2 separate regions of the Homo sapiens genome follow, and region 2 is linked to region 1. A link is a loop called in an ENCODE intact Hi-C map of the cell type or tissue named here. Cell type or tissue: B cell. All regions are shown on one strand. Each heading gives the region's core, and the rest is flanking DNA. Links, peaks and the distances in the headings are about the cores only.

Region 1 (7,454 bases), core at 1,655-6,654:
CGTGCTATCAACACAGTTTTCAGCACCACTTCAGAGAAGTTTGGGGACCATCCCAGGGCCACAAAGAGAACAAGTGGCAGGGACGAGAAGGGGTGCCACCTGGGTTCCTGCAAAGCCTGCTCCCTTTCCGCTTCACCCCCAGGGTAAACAGGCAGGACAACGCAGCCACAGGCTGCACCCACGCTGGGGACTTCCTCTTGTTTGCTCAAAGCCATCTGGCAGTATGGGAAACGGAAAAGCTGGTGTCCCCAGAGCTGACAAGAGGCGAAACCGTGCAGAAAAACCAGTGTGTACAAATGAAAGGAGAGGCAGTACCTCCAGAGGGTCAAGGGGACTCCAGACAATAGCGATCACAGTCGGCCAAAAGCCTCTGTCCGCTCCCACTCATTCGCCCAGCTCATCTTGGCATTGAAAACGGAAGCCGGGTCTGTCTGGAAATCAGCTGGAACCTTTTTGGCTACAAAGCTGAACTCAGCACCAACAGCCCCCAGCTGGCCGCTCACCAAGAGTCCTGGTCACAGACTCACAGGCCAAGGTCGGCATTAAGCGGCCCAGTGCGTGTCTAGCCCTGTCAGCATGCCGCTGGCCACACAGCTGTGCTTGCCCCGTGCGTGGTGTCCCAGGGAACTATGCTTTGGAAGAACTAACCCAGTCTGTGAAGAGCTAGCCTGGCAGGAGCCACAGCACCTCCCACTCCTCTCACCGCCAGGGCCCACAGGTCCTGGCAGCCAGCCATCAGGGAGAGGAATGCAACTCCGCAGGGCATGACCACGCAGAGGGGCCACCTCACTGCTAGGTGTGAGGCTGCAGAGACCTCCCCATGGGCTCCGCACAGACAACCAGACACCCGACAAGCTGAGCTGATGTGGAATGGGCATGTTCTAAAAGAAGCAGCACTGACAAACATCTTTTACTCACAAATAGCCCGGCAGCCGAGGGACCATTTGGAGTAAGGCCATCCCTCCAGGGCGTTCTGAGAAGTCACTACAGTCATAAATGGGAGGGTGACACCCAGAGACCGGCAACGGCAACGCCTAGGTCGGGATCCAGGTTTGGGAGAACCATTCGCGCGGTAGTCACACACACACTATGCTTCTCACGCCCACTGCTGCAAACACCTTCGTGGGAAGAGGAAAATGAATGATCGTGTGTTCTGTTATCCTGTGAGAAGAGTGAGCCTTTAAAAAGTGAATAAACACCATTCCAGTTGTCGCAAAATCTCTACTAATAATAAGCAAAATGCCTTAAAAGCACAGTATGCTCTCGATGACCTATGTTTTGGATTATTCCTATTTAATGGAGGTGGGGGTGGGGAGTTAAAGAGCAACACATGATCGGGTGCAGTGGCTAAGGCCTGTAATCCCAGCACTTTGGGAGGCCGAGGCGGGCAGATCGCCTGAGGTCAGGAGTTCGAGACCAGCCTGGCCAACATGGTGAAACACTGTCTCTACTAAAAATACAAAAATTAGCGGGGCGTGGTGGCACACGTCTGTAGTCCCAGCTATGGAGGCTGAGGCAGAAGAATTATTTGAACCCGGGATGGGGAGGTTGCAGTGAGCTGAGATCGTGCCTGGGCGACAGAACGAGACTCCGTCTCAAAAAAAAAAAAAAGAGCAAAACATAGCAACTCTGTGTGTTGCGGGTTACCTGTCTCACTCAAATTTTTCATCAGAATAATCTGGTTACACCTGAATCCTTGCCAGTGGAAAATGAGAAAGGCCTCACAGGGATATGTGGGGAGTTGCCACCAGGGCTGCCCCAGAAATCAAGGGTCACGTGTGGCCCAGGCTTGGGAAAACATTTCTCAAACCACGTGGTCCCAATGCAGGCTGGATCTCCAGAGGTGGGGCCCACCCACCAGTCCTTCCCTCGGAAAGAGACCACGGCCCCAAGGACTGAAGCCCAACCAAGTAACTTAACTATTCATTATGCTAATATGCCCTTTGTTGAGGACCCAGGAGCCAACGCCCTGATACAAGCCAGCAGGGCAATGCCTTCACCCACCTCACGAGCAAGCCTATTCTTCCCTTATGGGCTGTGCTCTTGGAAATTTCTGTGCAGACTCTCTCCACCTCCCACCCTGGGGACACCCTGCCGCCCTCCACGCTGCCTCCCACCAGCCCGCTAGGTCGCTGGGGCATTGGTCTCAAATCTACAAGCGCCATGGAAAGTTGTCCAGGGCTTTGCCACAGTTCTCCGAAAGGGTGAAACACCCTACCTTGTGTCTTTGTATTCTTCTTTGCCTTCTGCAAATCCCCTTTGCTACTCCAGAACACAGCAGGTGGCCCTGCCCAGGGCCTCTGCCCACGCTGCCCCTCCATCGCGACGGGTCCTTCTGCAAAGTCGCCCAGGATTTAGTCCCTCACCTCCCCCAGCCCAGCATCCTCTTGGAAAGAAACACCAGTTGACTCCAGATAGAGCAACCCACCACCCCGTCTCTGGGCCTGCAGGCCTGCCCGGCCAGGGACCTCAAGTAATCCAGAGGAGAAACATTAGGATGAGTCTGCCTCCTCCTTGAGCCCCCAAATCCCACCAATTCTGCAAATGCCCACGTTGGAAAAGATGCCAGTAATTCTGGTTCAACATGTTCCAAGGAGGGGAAAACGACAGCCTGCTGTTGACATTCCTGATTTGGAATTGTGAACACATTCTTAGAGGGTAAAAATTAACCACCATCAGTTGGGGAAGGCATTATGGGGAGGGCATTATGGCTGCACTTCAAGGACTGATCACAAGAACCGCCTCACTCCAACTGCCCAGGGCCTGCATCGACGTTTTAACAGAGCCAAACCAGAGCGAGCCCAGTTCTGGACCGTTCCCTCAGAAAAGCAGCCGAGGAAACCCTGAGTAATTGCACTCATAGATCATAGGCTCTGGCATGTGGTTCCCAGACTGAACCATTTATCCAAATTAAAACCATTCTCCAGAAACAAAATCAGACCCTTTTAATTGAAAATAAAACCAAGCAACCCCGAAGGCTCTTTTTTTTTTAAATGAAAGACATTCTTCCTGCTTTCTCATCCCATTAATCACAGAGTTTACACAATCTGTCAAAATAGCTTGGTAAGAAGTCTCCCTCTTCCTTTTCCTGCAGGCCTGGTTTTTACCCTGGGGGTGATAACCTAGCCATGTTTAAGGACAGCGGGTGGACACCGTGAGAATCCAGCCAGCACCCTATGTCTCAACTGCAATTTGACCATATATACTAAGGAGTTCCAAAAAGCTTGTGCTCACCAAAAAAAAAATGGAAAGCAGGGACTTATACACCCATGTCCATAGCAGCATTATTCACAACAGCCGAAGGGTAGAAGTAACTGAAGTGTATCAACAGATGAATGGATAAACAAAATGTGCTATTCATACAGACACACACACACACACACACACCCCCACACACACGGTATTATTCAGCCTTAAAAAGAGAGAAATCGTGACACATGCTACAACATGGATGAAACCTTGAGTACAGTATTCTAAGTGAAATAAACAAATCACAAAAAATACAAATACTGTATGATTCCACTTGTATGAGGCACCCGATGTAGTCCGTTTCACAGGGACAGAAAGTAGAATGGTGGTTGCCAGGGACTGGGGGGAGGGGAACATGGGGAGTTAGTGCTTAAGGGACACCGAGTTTCAGTTCTGCAAAATGGAAAGAGTTCTGGAGCTGGAGGGTGGTGATGGCTGCACAACGTGAAGGTTCTTAATGTCGCCTAACTGCCGCAGTTAAACATGATTAAAACGACAAAGTTCATGTTATGCATGTTTTACCAAAGCTTAAAAAAAAAGATGTTTGTATTCTTTGATGCCAAAGAGTCTGCTAGAAATCCTTTCAAGAGCATGACTAGCTACGATCTGCCCAAAGACCTATGTGCAAGCATAACACAGGATGTAAATGATCAATGAACAAATAGTGAAGTCCAAATATCATGGTACATCCACATACTGGAGTACTATACTGTCATCAGCAGTCATATTTATGCAGAGCTATTTCTGGATTGGGAAATGCTTATACTGCCACATTGACTTTAAAATGCAGGATACAAAATAATACATATGGTATGATCTCAGCTTGGTAAATTAAAAAAGCACAGAAAACATATGGCACACAAGAAGGCTAAAATATGAACCTCTGTGGAGGTGATATTAGAAGGAATTTTTTCCTTTTTCCTTAGCATTTCTCTATCTTTTCCAAGTCTACAATGAGCACATATTACAAGAAAACTATTTTGTAGAAAAATAGTCAAAAAGCAAATTAAGAAGCAAAGATACGGCCGGGCGCGGTGGCTCACGCCTGTAATCCCAGCACTTTGGGAGGCCGAGGAGGGCGGATCATGAGGTCAGGAGATCGAGACCATTCTGGCTAACATGGTGAAACCCCGTCTCTACTAAAAATACAAAAAATTAGCCGGGCAGCCAGGCGTAGTGGCAGGCGCCTGTAGTCCCAGCTACTTGGGAGGCTGAGGCAGGAGAATGGCGTGAACCCGGGAGGCAGATCTTGCAGTAAGCTGAGATTGTACCACTACACTCCAGCCTGGGTGACAGAGTGAGACTCTGCCTCAAAAAAAAAAAAAAAAAAAAAAAGCAGCAAAAATATGCTCATTACTTGAGAGTCTTCTGCTACTCTCCGAGTAATACAGATAAAAAATGTGCCTCCCTCCTGCGTGCAGGACAAGAGAGAAATGCATTCTTCACCCACGTAGAGCCCTCCTGTCTCCCTTAGCACCTACCCAAGACATGGACACAGGCCCCCTTTCCTCCAGCCCTGTCCACCCGGCTCTGCAGGTCTTTCCAGAGGAGACAAACTGGAAACACCTGTCCTTGATCTTTGGAGAAAAACTCATCTCTATCACGCTGGCCTCCCCTGTGTCAACCACTTAGCACACAGCTCCCTCCCAGTGGATCAGATTAGCACCTCCAAGAATGAGGAAGTGGTTCTCCAGAAGGACCACAAGGTGCTTTTCAGGCCCCTGGGGCCATGGAAATTCAGCAGGACCAAAGTACACTGGGCCTGGAGCCCAAAAGGAGGAAACAAAACCCCACGTGGCTCCCACCCCTGAGCTCCGGAACCAGTGGAGGAGCAAACCTGTGGAGGAACGACAACCCCAGGCTGCAGGTGACAAATGACAAACACAGTCACAATAACCCCAGGACCTCTCAGGACAAAGGACAGTTCTGCCCCAGGTTTGTGGGATGCCAGAGCCTGGCCTATGTCACTGCCTCCTGTGCGTACCTTTGATCTACCTCCCAAATGGCCAGTGATGAAAGGGGTAGGCGCCCAGGGACACCTCTAAGAAAGGTGATGGATTACAAGGTGGAGAAGAATGCCAGGACCAGGCCCCTTTGTTTGCAGAGCCAGCCCGGCGCTCCAGGGAGGAATGTGCACAGGCCAGGACGCAGATGCCCCTGCTAATGGCCCAGTGTGCCCCAGGGCCCACTCTCCTGCCCGCCTGCCCTGCACAGCCAGATGTGGGCCTGTGCCTTTTATTGTGTGGCTCCAAGTGAGTGAAATGTTACACACTGCAGCTGTGTTCCAGGGTGATGGGGAGAGCGCAGATTCCTGAATCCTCCAGCGAGAAATAATCCCAGGGCCTGGAGCAGAGCCCGGGCTCTCCTGTAAAAAGAAAAGCAACTGCAGACGGCAGTGAACGGCCTTGGCCAGACACTTCCCGAGGACTTTCTTTCTTTCAGTATCGCCACGAGTGTATTCCAGTGTATTCAAAGCATCAACGAATTGGTCTCTACTTTTCAGGAGCAGTTTCATAAACTCTACACACAAGAGGTGCCACGTCACACTGTGGCTGCCAAGACACAATGAAAGGAGGTGACACACTTTAGTCCACCTGGAGGTGTCCCCGGTGTCCCCAGGGGCATGGCCTGGCTAGGAGTGGCACTTGTAATCGTCAGCAGGGCACCCGTATTCATCCTTCCTGGGTGCCGACAGGTTGCCGCTCGCTTGGGCAGCTGGAAGAAAGATTCCTAAAGATTCTTCTGATATCTTAGAAACAAAGCCAGGCCTGCAAAGGGCGTATTAAGTGCTATTATCTTTCCCCAAAAGAGAAGAGGAAGAGGAAGGGCAGACAATCTAACATGAACCATAATTAGAGCTGAGGGAGGAAGGAAGAGTAAAGAAAGGCCCAGCCTTGGGGTCCGAGGAAGCAGCTGGGGCTGGCGCACTGGCTGAGGTAGACAGCAGGCACGCCGCAGCTCCTGAGCCTTGGCCTGGCCACTCCAGGGGCTGGGCTGTGGGTGGGGACTGCACAAACCCCTCATCTTGGCAAGAACTCCAAGCATTGCTGACGGACCGGGATTCAGATCCAAGGCTCAGTATCCTCACAACACACACAAGTTACTTGAGCTCGCTAAGTCTCAGCGCTCTCTTCCAGAAAAGGGAGACCATCAGGATGGCATACATGCACGGTTCAGCAACGATCAGACTAGGGACAGAAAGTGCCCAAGCCACCTTGGGTACTTGAGTAGTAAAAGGAAGGGGGTCTTGTTAGCCGCGTTATTAGGCTGAGAGCTGGCGGGCTGTTTGCAGAGGGCTCCCAGGGCTTCCTGCCCAGCGCTGGGGTGGAGACAGGGACAGAGAGGTCTCTCCCCTGAGGGGTGGCTCTGAGGAGCACTTCCCTAGCTCTGGGAGCACCTCCCTCTGCCAGAGGGAATTTTCTAGATCACAGACATAGAATCCTTCAGTATAATCTTTCATTCATTTTGCCCAGGAGACAAAAGAGTAGTAGACTACTGCCTTCTAAAAAAAAAAAAAAATCGGCCGGGCACAGTGGCTCACGCCTGTAACCCCACGCTTTGGGAGGCCGAGGCAGGTGGATCACCTGAGGTCAGGAGTTCGAGACCAGCCTAGCCAACAAGGTGAAACCCCATCTCTACTAAAAATACAAAAATTAGCTGGGCATGGTGGTATGCGCCTGTAATCCCAGCTACTTGGGAGGCTGAGGCTGAATTGCTTGAACCCAGGAGGCAGAGATTGCAGTGAGCTGAGATGGCCCGACTGGACTCCAGCCTGGACTCCAGCAAGACTCCATCTCAAAAAAATAAAAATAAAAAAATAAAAAGAAGCATGTGAGAATCCTCCCCTTCCCTGACACAGTGAGGCATTCCGAGGGACCCTAAATTGTGTGCAGTGCTTCATCCCCAAGTTGATGGCCCCCATCCTCAGTCACCCTCATTTTCACTGGCCTCCTCCCTCCTGTTTCGCAGAGGCAACTCCCAGCGAGGGTAGGAGGCAACAGGTGAGGGATACCAGGTAGAGCTGCGCCAGGTGCATGGGGCAGGGGGTTGGGGGGGGGCGGTGGTTAGAGGTGTGTCTAGAGGGCCACGGTGCTCCTGGAGTACACTGAGCAGGACAGGAGATGCCGCCATGCAGACAATGGAGACACCCGAGGGACCCTGAGCTCAGCACTACATCCCACATTGCAGTGATGGATGTGTACCAA
Region 2 (7,454 bases), core at 844-5,843, 95 kb after region 1:
CTTCTCCATTGTCAAACTCAGATACCCTCTTTAAGGCCCAAGTCAAACTTTACCTTAGGGAGAAGGGGCACAGATCTTCCTAATACCTGAGTGTGAGGCAGACCCTCCCCTTTGCTGCTCCCACAGGGCTTTGTGCTGCCCTCAGGAGCATTCAGCCCTGGAGTCTGCAGAGCTGCTGTGCGTGTAGCCTCGCTCTCTTGGTTCATGCAGGCATGTAGCCGACCCTCAGCCGAAACACAGAGCCCATTTTCTCCATAAAGAAAAGGTGAGTTGGCCAGGCGCAGTGGCTCATGCCTGTAATCTCAGCACTTTGGGAGGCCGAGGTGGGCGAATCACGAGGTCAGGAGTTCGAGACCAGCCTGGCCAGCATGGTGAAACCCCATCCCTACCAAAAATACAAAATGTTAGCTGGGTGTGGTGGCAGGCGCCTATAATCCCAGCTACTCGGGAGGCTGAGGCAGGAGAATCACTTGAACCCGGGAGGCAGAGGTTGCAGTGAGCTGAGATTGCACCACTGCACTCCAGCCTGGGCGACAGTGCGAGACTCCAGCTCAAAAAAAAAAAAAAAAAAAAAAAAAAGAGTGAGTCAAATGGATGAATGAATGTAGCAAAGGCCAGGAGTAGGCTGTGGGAATTAAGGTTGCCTTTCAGGATCTTTGTGTGAGGAAGAGGACATCAGGGAGTGGGCTCCAGGGACCACTGAACCTGGGGACCGAGGAAGGGGCAGGGTTTGCCGAAAAGTGAGAGCTGCCCTGGCCTTGCCCAGCTGCGCAAGAGGGAGGCTCCAAGCTCTATCTGAGCAGTAGCAAGGAAAGGGCTGGACTGAGCCAATGGGGGTCAGCCTTCTGGCTTTGTTTCACTGTGCAGTTGTTGAGTGCCTAATGTACACCAGCAACAATTCAGGCCCTTGGGGTGCAGCAATAGGAGATGCTCCTGGAGCCAAGAGGATACCGACGGATCCCCTCCAGGCCAAGTAGTACCTGCAGCTAGGTCCATTCAACTAAACCAGATGAGTGTCATCTAGGTCTGTTTGTCCCTAGGGCATAGCAGATGCTCAATAAATACTTGCTTAATGAATAAAAGTCTCCTAATAAAAATAGTAGTAGGAGCCAACATCATTATTGAGTGCTTCTCTGTATCAGGCATTGTTCTAAACTTCACATGAACTCAATCTTCTTAACAGCTTTCATGATGAAGGCCGTAGGATCCCAACTTTACCAGTGAGAAAACAGAGGCATGGAAAGCTAGAGGAATTCAGCAAAGGTTATGTAGGAACTATCTTAAGGAGTGTGGGAGTGAATTCCAAACCTAGCGTGCTTTATCCCGGGCTTGGGTCTGCCCTCGAACCACAGGAGGTAGAAAAAAGGGCACACAGTCTTCATTTTCCGAGGATGTCATAGCAGGTGCTGCAGGCTGGGTGGCTGAACCCTCAGAAATGAATTTCCTCGCAGTCCTGGAGGCAGCAAGGCAGAGACTAAGGTGTTGGCAGGTTTGGTTTCTCCTGAGGCATCTCTCCTCGGATGGTAGATAGCTGTCTCCTCCCTCTTCCCTAAGGATGTGTGTGTAAGCCTGTGTCCCAATCTCCTCTTGTTATAAGGACACCAGTCATTGGATTAAGGCCCACCGTAATGCCTCATTTTACCTTAATTTCCTGGTAAAGGCCCTATCTCCAAAGAAGGTCACATCCTGAGATTCTGGTTAGGACTTCAGTCTTGGAATTTTGGGTAACACAATTCAGCTGGTGACATTGACACAGCCTGGGGCTGCCCAGTTTTCCCAGAAGGGGCAGCAGGAATGGGTCAAAAACCCATCACTCATCAAGAAAAACCAGTTCATGTGTTGAGGAACCGTCTTGTCTGCCGTCCTTCAGAATGAGTGCGCAGTTGTTTTGCTGTTTTCTTGGGAACCAGCTGTGGAACACTGCGCTTCCCTTTCCTTTCTTTTCAAGAACCTTGGTGCCCACCTGGCCTCCTGGAGGACACCTTTGTGCAGAGGCTGCCAGAGATGGAACATAGAGATGGGGGAGGGGAGCAGGTGATGCTGGCCCCTGTTGAAAGAAAGTGGGCAAGAGCAGGGGTAGTTATTTCTCCTCTTACAGAAAGGGCTTGCTGAGTTAGGCTTCATGTGGCATTGTGTTCTTTTGAACGTCACTTAAGGCATACATGAAGCGTGTGCACATGACACAGCCCAGTGGAGCCAGGGAGTGACTCAGCCTGCTGCCCAACACCCACTGCAAGTTGTTCCTGTGGCTGCCTCTAGCTGTTCCCCAATCTGAAATTTGTTTTTCGTTTTCCTTCACTTAAAAAAACTTGTTGGCCGGGCTCGGTGGCTCACACCTGTCATCTCAGCACTTTGAAAGGCCAACGAGGGAGGACTGCTTGAGCCCAGGAGTTTGAGACCAGCCTGGGCAACATAGAGAGACCCTGTCTCTACTAAAAGATAAAAATAAAACAATTAGCCGGCCACGGTGGTGCATGCCTGTGGTCTCAGCTACTGGGGAAGCTGAGGTGGGAGGACGGCTCAAGTCCGGGAGGTTGCGATTACAGTGAGCCATGATCTCGCCACTGTACTCCAGCCTGGGCAACAAAGTGAGATCTTTTCTCAAAAAAAAAAAAAAGTTGTAACATGCGTGTATCCCCAAACAATAAATTGCTTAGTCAGGCTTATGTGGGACTTTCTAGAAATGCTATCACACTTTGTGTTGACTTCTGAGCCTTGCTTTTTTCCCTTCAAGTTTATGTTCCTTTCCCAAGGCTCTCCCAGGCCCAAGGGTCTCTCACGCTCTGTAAAACCTGTGCTCAAAGCTTCTCCCCTGAGGCTGTGGGCAGAGACTGGGTGATACTGAAGTAATACAAGTTCTCAGGAAAGATCCTTTTTTTTTTTTTTTTTTTTTTTTTACACCAGGCCAGGCCCAGATTGGGTATTTTTAATATGTAAAAACAAGACTGGGTGTGGTGGCTCACACCTGTAATCCCAGCACTTTGGGAGGCCGAGGCAGGTGGATTGCCTGAGGTCAGGAGTTTGAGACCAGCCTGGCCAACATGGTGAAACCCCGTCCCTACTAAAAATACAAAAAAATTAGCCAGGTGTGGTGGTTCATGCCTGTAATCCCAGCTACTCGGGAGGCACAAGGCAGGGGAAAATGCTTAAACCCAGGAGGTGGAGGTTGCAGTGAGCTGAGATCGCGCTACTGCACTCCACCTTGGGTGACAGAGTGAGACTCTACCTCAAAAAAAAAAAAAAAAAAAACCAAAAAACAAAACAAACAAAAAAACAAATATGTAAAAACAGGGAGGGCCCCAGTGTGCTTGTTAACATGCATATGAGAGCGCCAGTTTGCAAAGCAGGTACAGCCCAGGCGGGCACTGAGCAGGATTCACAGCTGGGTCCAGACGCCTTCGCTCCCCACAGATGACACCTGCAGCGAGACTCTGCTGACCTTGAACTTCAAGCTCTGTGCTTCCACTTTTGACATTCATTTGTTTCTTAGCCTAAACTTGACACTTCCTTTTAGCAATATGCAAATTCAAGGCTGTCACAGCACAGCATCTGGAAAGTTACAACAGCAGCCCATTGGCGGTGATGGTGGGATTGTGTAGGGCTTACATTTTTTAACTTCCTTGAGTATATTTTTTGAGTTTTCCACAACAGGCATGCATTGCCTAGGAATGAGGAAAATCCAACGTCTTCCTCAGGAACCCAGGCTTCACCCATCTACGTGTCCTCTCTTCTACAAAATGGGGCTTACATGAACACTCTCCTCACCAGGCTTACTAAGGGCTTAGCTTACAGACATTATTGAGCATCTTCTGTGTACCAGAGGTTGGGGGCACGGGAGGAGTCAGATGTGGACCCTGCCCTTTAGGGTCTAGTGCAGAAGAGAGGTTTCCATAGGCAACTAGAATTCAAAACGGCATGCACGGCGGTGGAGTGAGGGGAGGGCTCTGGGGGGGCTCCGAAGGGGTAGATAGGCCGGAGTCTGCCAGATTGGAGGCCAGGGCCTTCTAAGCATCAGAACACATAGGCATACGTGGAAGGTTGAGCCATGGCATTTGGGAACCCGCCTAACCCCCCGGGGCTGGGCACAGAGTCCAGGGAGCACACAGCCTGGGGGTCGGGGAGAGAACGAAGGGACAGCACTTGGTCCCTCGGGGTGTGCATCAAGCTCAGCTGCTGAGATCTATGGATCCCAGTTCTGGCTGCGCTTTATTTTTATTTATTTATTTATTTATTTATTTATTTATTTTTTTGAGACGGAGTCTCCCAAGCTGGAGTGCAGTGGTGCCGTCTCTGCTCACTGCAACCTCCGCTTCCCAGGTTCAAGCAATTCTCCTGCCTCAGCCTCCCAAGTAGCTGGGATTACAGGCCCCCATCACCATGCCTGGCTAATTTTTTTTCTATTTTTAGTAGAGTCGGGGTTTCACCTTGTTGGCCAGGCTGGTTTTGAACTCCTGACCTCAAGTGATCCACCCATCTCGGCCTCCCAAAGTGCTGGGATTACAGGCGTGAGCCACCGCGCCCGGCCTGGCTGTGCTTTAGAGTCCCCCGCAGTGTCGGTGGTGAGCTCAGTGCCCAGGCCTGACCCAGATTCATCAAACCACACTGTTAGAGCAAGACTGGCCTGGATGGTATGGGAATTTTTTTTGTTAGTGTTCTCAAGTCTACAAAAGCTCTGGTTATAGGCAAGGCTGAATGACCTACTATTTGGGGAGCTTTGTGTAATTGAATGAAAGCTAAAAAGATTCATGTTGGTAAAAAGAAAATCCCAGAGGGGCTGCACCACGTTCTAGCAATGTTTGAGGGAGCCAGTGTCTCCGCAGCCTCACCCGCGTGTGGTGTGGGTCCTGTTTTTCATGTTAGCCATGAAGATAGGTGAGCAGCAATATCTCATGTGATCTGATCTTCCACTTCCTTAAAGGCCCCACTGATGCCTTTTCATTTGCTTATTTGGCACCTGTATGTCCTCTTTGGTGAGATGCCTCTTCATGCCTTTTGGCCACACTGAGAGTTCCTTTTCCTTGCCTCTCACAGTGATATTTGGAAAACAAATGAGTGGTGGTTGCTAGGGGTTAGGGCTGTGAGGGAGGAGAGGGTTATACCTCTAAAGAGGTAGCAGGAGGGAGAGCTATGTGGCAGTGGGACACTTCTGTGCCTGGATTGCAATGGTAACACAAATCTTCACGTGTGATAAGATGACATAGAACTACACCCACACACTGAAGCAGCGCCCATTTTCTGGCTTTGACATTGTGCTATAGTTATGAAAGATTGGGGGAACTGGGTGAGGCGTGTATGGGCGTTCTCTCTGCTATCTTTGCAAGTTCCTGGGGATCTACAATTATCTCCAGATACAAAAATTAAAAAGAAAAGTCAGTATCGATCAGTCTGAGAGTAGAAGTTTCATTAACCTATAATTGCTATTTTACTTTTTCCTCCCAATTGATTAGTTGTTTGTTCTCACACAGCCAGACCACATCATATAACATTTAGGTTCTGACTATGTTCCTTGAAGAAAATATACACTCATCATGTGGGGAAACAATGGTGACGTTTCACCTAAGGAATGTGAAGATGGAAATCAAAGTTTTCTCCCAATCAGGTAACTGAGAAAGGCAGGAGGCCATAGAAGCAGCCGCCTCAGCCCCATGGGTCACATCTGTGCTGAGTGACAATCTGTGTCTTAATGAGAAGCAATAAAGGCTAATTATCCCCAGGGTTTGACAGGTCTTTCTCAACACTTCTGCATAAAAAAGCAAGGCCACCCAGTTGGTCTCTGGATTGCAGCCTGCAAGAATCCCATGGTGGTGTTTAAACAAACGAGAAAGAACACATCAAAGGGGCATCTTACAAAGGCCCAGGAGAAACCAAAGGGACCTGGTGGCCTGAGTCCCCAGCTAGAAAGACAGATTGAATGGTCATTGCAAAGGGTAGGCTTGAAGGGGATAATGTGTGGCCATATGGAATAAAAGGAACCTCATCTCATCGGCCATCCATCACTCCCCTCCAACAGGAACAGGTGGGTGATGGACAAAGGCTGTAGATACAGGTGCGTTTCTACCCCACCAAATTAACCTAAGAAAAAGCACGGTAGGAATGAAATTAGGCATTGCACCATTTATCTAATTTACATTTAGTGCCTTAAGAGCCTGTGAATGAACACTGGTTTATGCAGTCTGTTCACTCCGTTTTCAGTGGATTGCTGCAGAAGTAGCCTCTGATTTTATGGGGGCCTGCACACGCTGGCTCCTGCAGTCTTAGGGCCTGGTCTGAGGAGGGGCCCGGAGAGTGTGGAAGGATGAAAAATGGAGCAACCCGGGCCAGGTGCAGTGGCTTACACCTGTAATCCCAGTACTTTGGGAGGCCAAGGCAGGTGGATCACAAGGTCAGGAGATCGAGACCATCCTGGCTAACATGGTGAAACCACGTCTCTACTAAAAATACAAAAAATTAGCCTGACATGGTGGCACACACCTGTAATCCCAGCTACTTGGGAGGCTGAGGCAGGAGAATCGCTTGAACCTGGGAGGTGGAGGTTGCAGTAAGCCGAGACTGCGCCACTGCACTCCAGCCTGGGCGACAGAGTGAGACTCCGTCTCAAAAAAAAAAAAAAAAAAAAAAAGAAAGAAAAGAAAAAGAAAAATGGAGCAACCGAGGCTCAGAGGGTCTAAGGTGCTGGACGACGGCAACTGCAGGGGCAGACTCCGATTCCCAGCCTGGTGCATCCACCACTGGCCTTCATAGAGATTCTTGGGGGTCTGCGGGGGCCTGCTTTATGCCAGGCCCTGGAGGTATGGCCAGGAACACGACCCACTAGGCTCTGCCTCATGAGCTTACATTCTAGAAGTGGGAGATGGAGGTAATCAGTCCATATGGACGGGGTCAAAGGCCTCTCTGAAGATGCGGACTTTCCTAACACTCGCACCAGCCAGAGGACAAAGCATTCTGGGGGTCTGGGCTGGGAGGACACACGAAGTCCTTACAGTGCCAAAAAGCTTGGTCCCTCCCAGGCTGGACAAAAGCTCATGGTGGTTGGGGCAAGCAGGAGGGGAGAGAGGCAGAGCCAGGCTCTGAGCAGCAGGCAGGCGCCCCACCTCACTGAGCTAGGGCCTATGGGGCACGGTGAGGAGCTGGGTTTTAGTTAGAAGTCAGGTGGAAGCTGCTGGAGGATTTTAGGCAGGGGAATCATAGGGTATTATCAGCTCTACAAACAGAGAATTCAGGTGTTGTGTGGAGAAGGGATTCTGGGGGGCAAATGTGAAGGAAGAGAGGCCAGGTAGAAAAGTGATCAGAGCAGAGCAGAAAACACACCTGCATTCACACGCTCATGCACACACACATACACACATGCACACATACTCTCACACACATGCACACATACCCTCACAATGCTCTCACACAATTGTGCACACATACACACATGCACACATACTCTCACAATGCTCTCACATGCCCCA

The links. Hi-C counts contacts between places; a loop is a spot of excess contacts. Peaks named below come from ENCODE experiments on the same cell type or tissue, not always from the same donor. Only the 100,000 strongest peaks of a DNase experiment are listed, where the experiment ranks them.
Region 2: it touches region 1 in a loop (8-fold over the local background); 9 of 110 quality-filtered maps call a loop at or near these places.

What each region holds. Positions count from the first base shown.
Region 1 is chr7:47,571,262-47,578,715 of GRCh38, forward strand. The region is part of intron 1 of TNS3 (tensin 3); the gene reads right to left. Among named protein-coding and RNA genes, the nearest start is that of TNS3, 7.1 kb to the right of the region's middle. In B cell, for the core only: no CTCF peak of the experiment used is centred there; DNase peaks (open chromatin) are centred at 3,620 and 4,870; H3K4me3 peaks cover 1,381 bases; H3K27ac peaks cover 1,666 bases.
Region 2 is chr7:47,667,478-47,674,931 of GRCh38, forward strand. No RefSeq gene overlaps it. Among named protein-coding and RNA genes, the nearest start is that of LINC02902, 16 kb to the left of the region's middle. RefSeq lists an enhancer at 4,717-5,595. In B cell, for the core only: no CTCF peak of the experiment used is centred there; DNase peaks (open chromatin) are centred at 2,204, 2,734, 3,504 and 4,964; H3K4me3 peaks cover 975 bases; H3K27ac peaks cover 4,146 bases.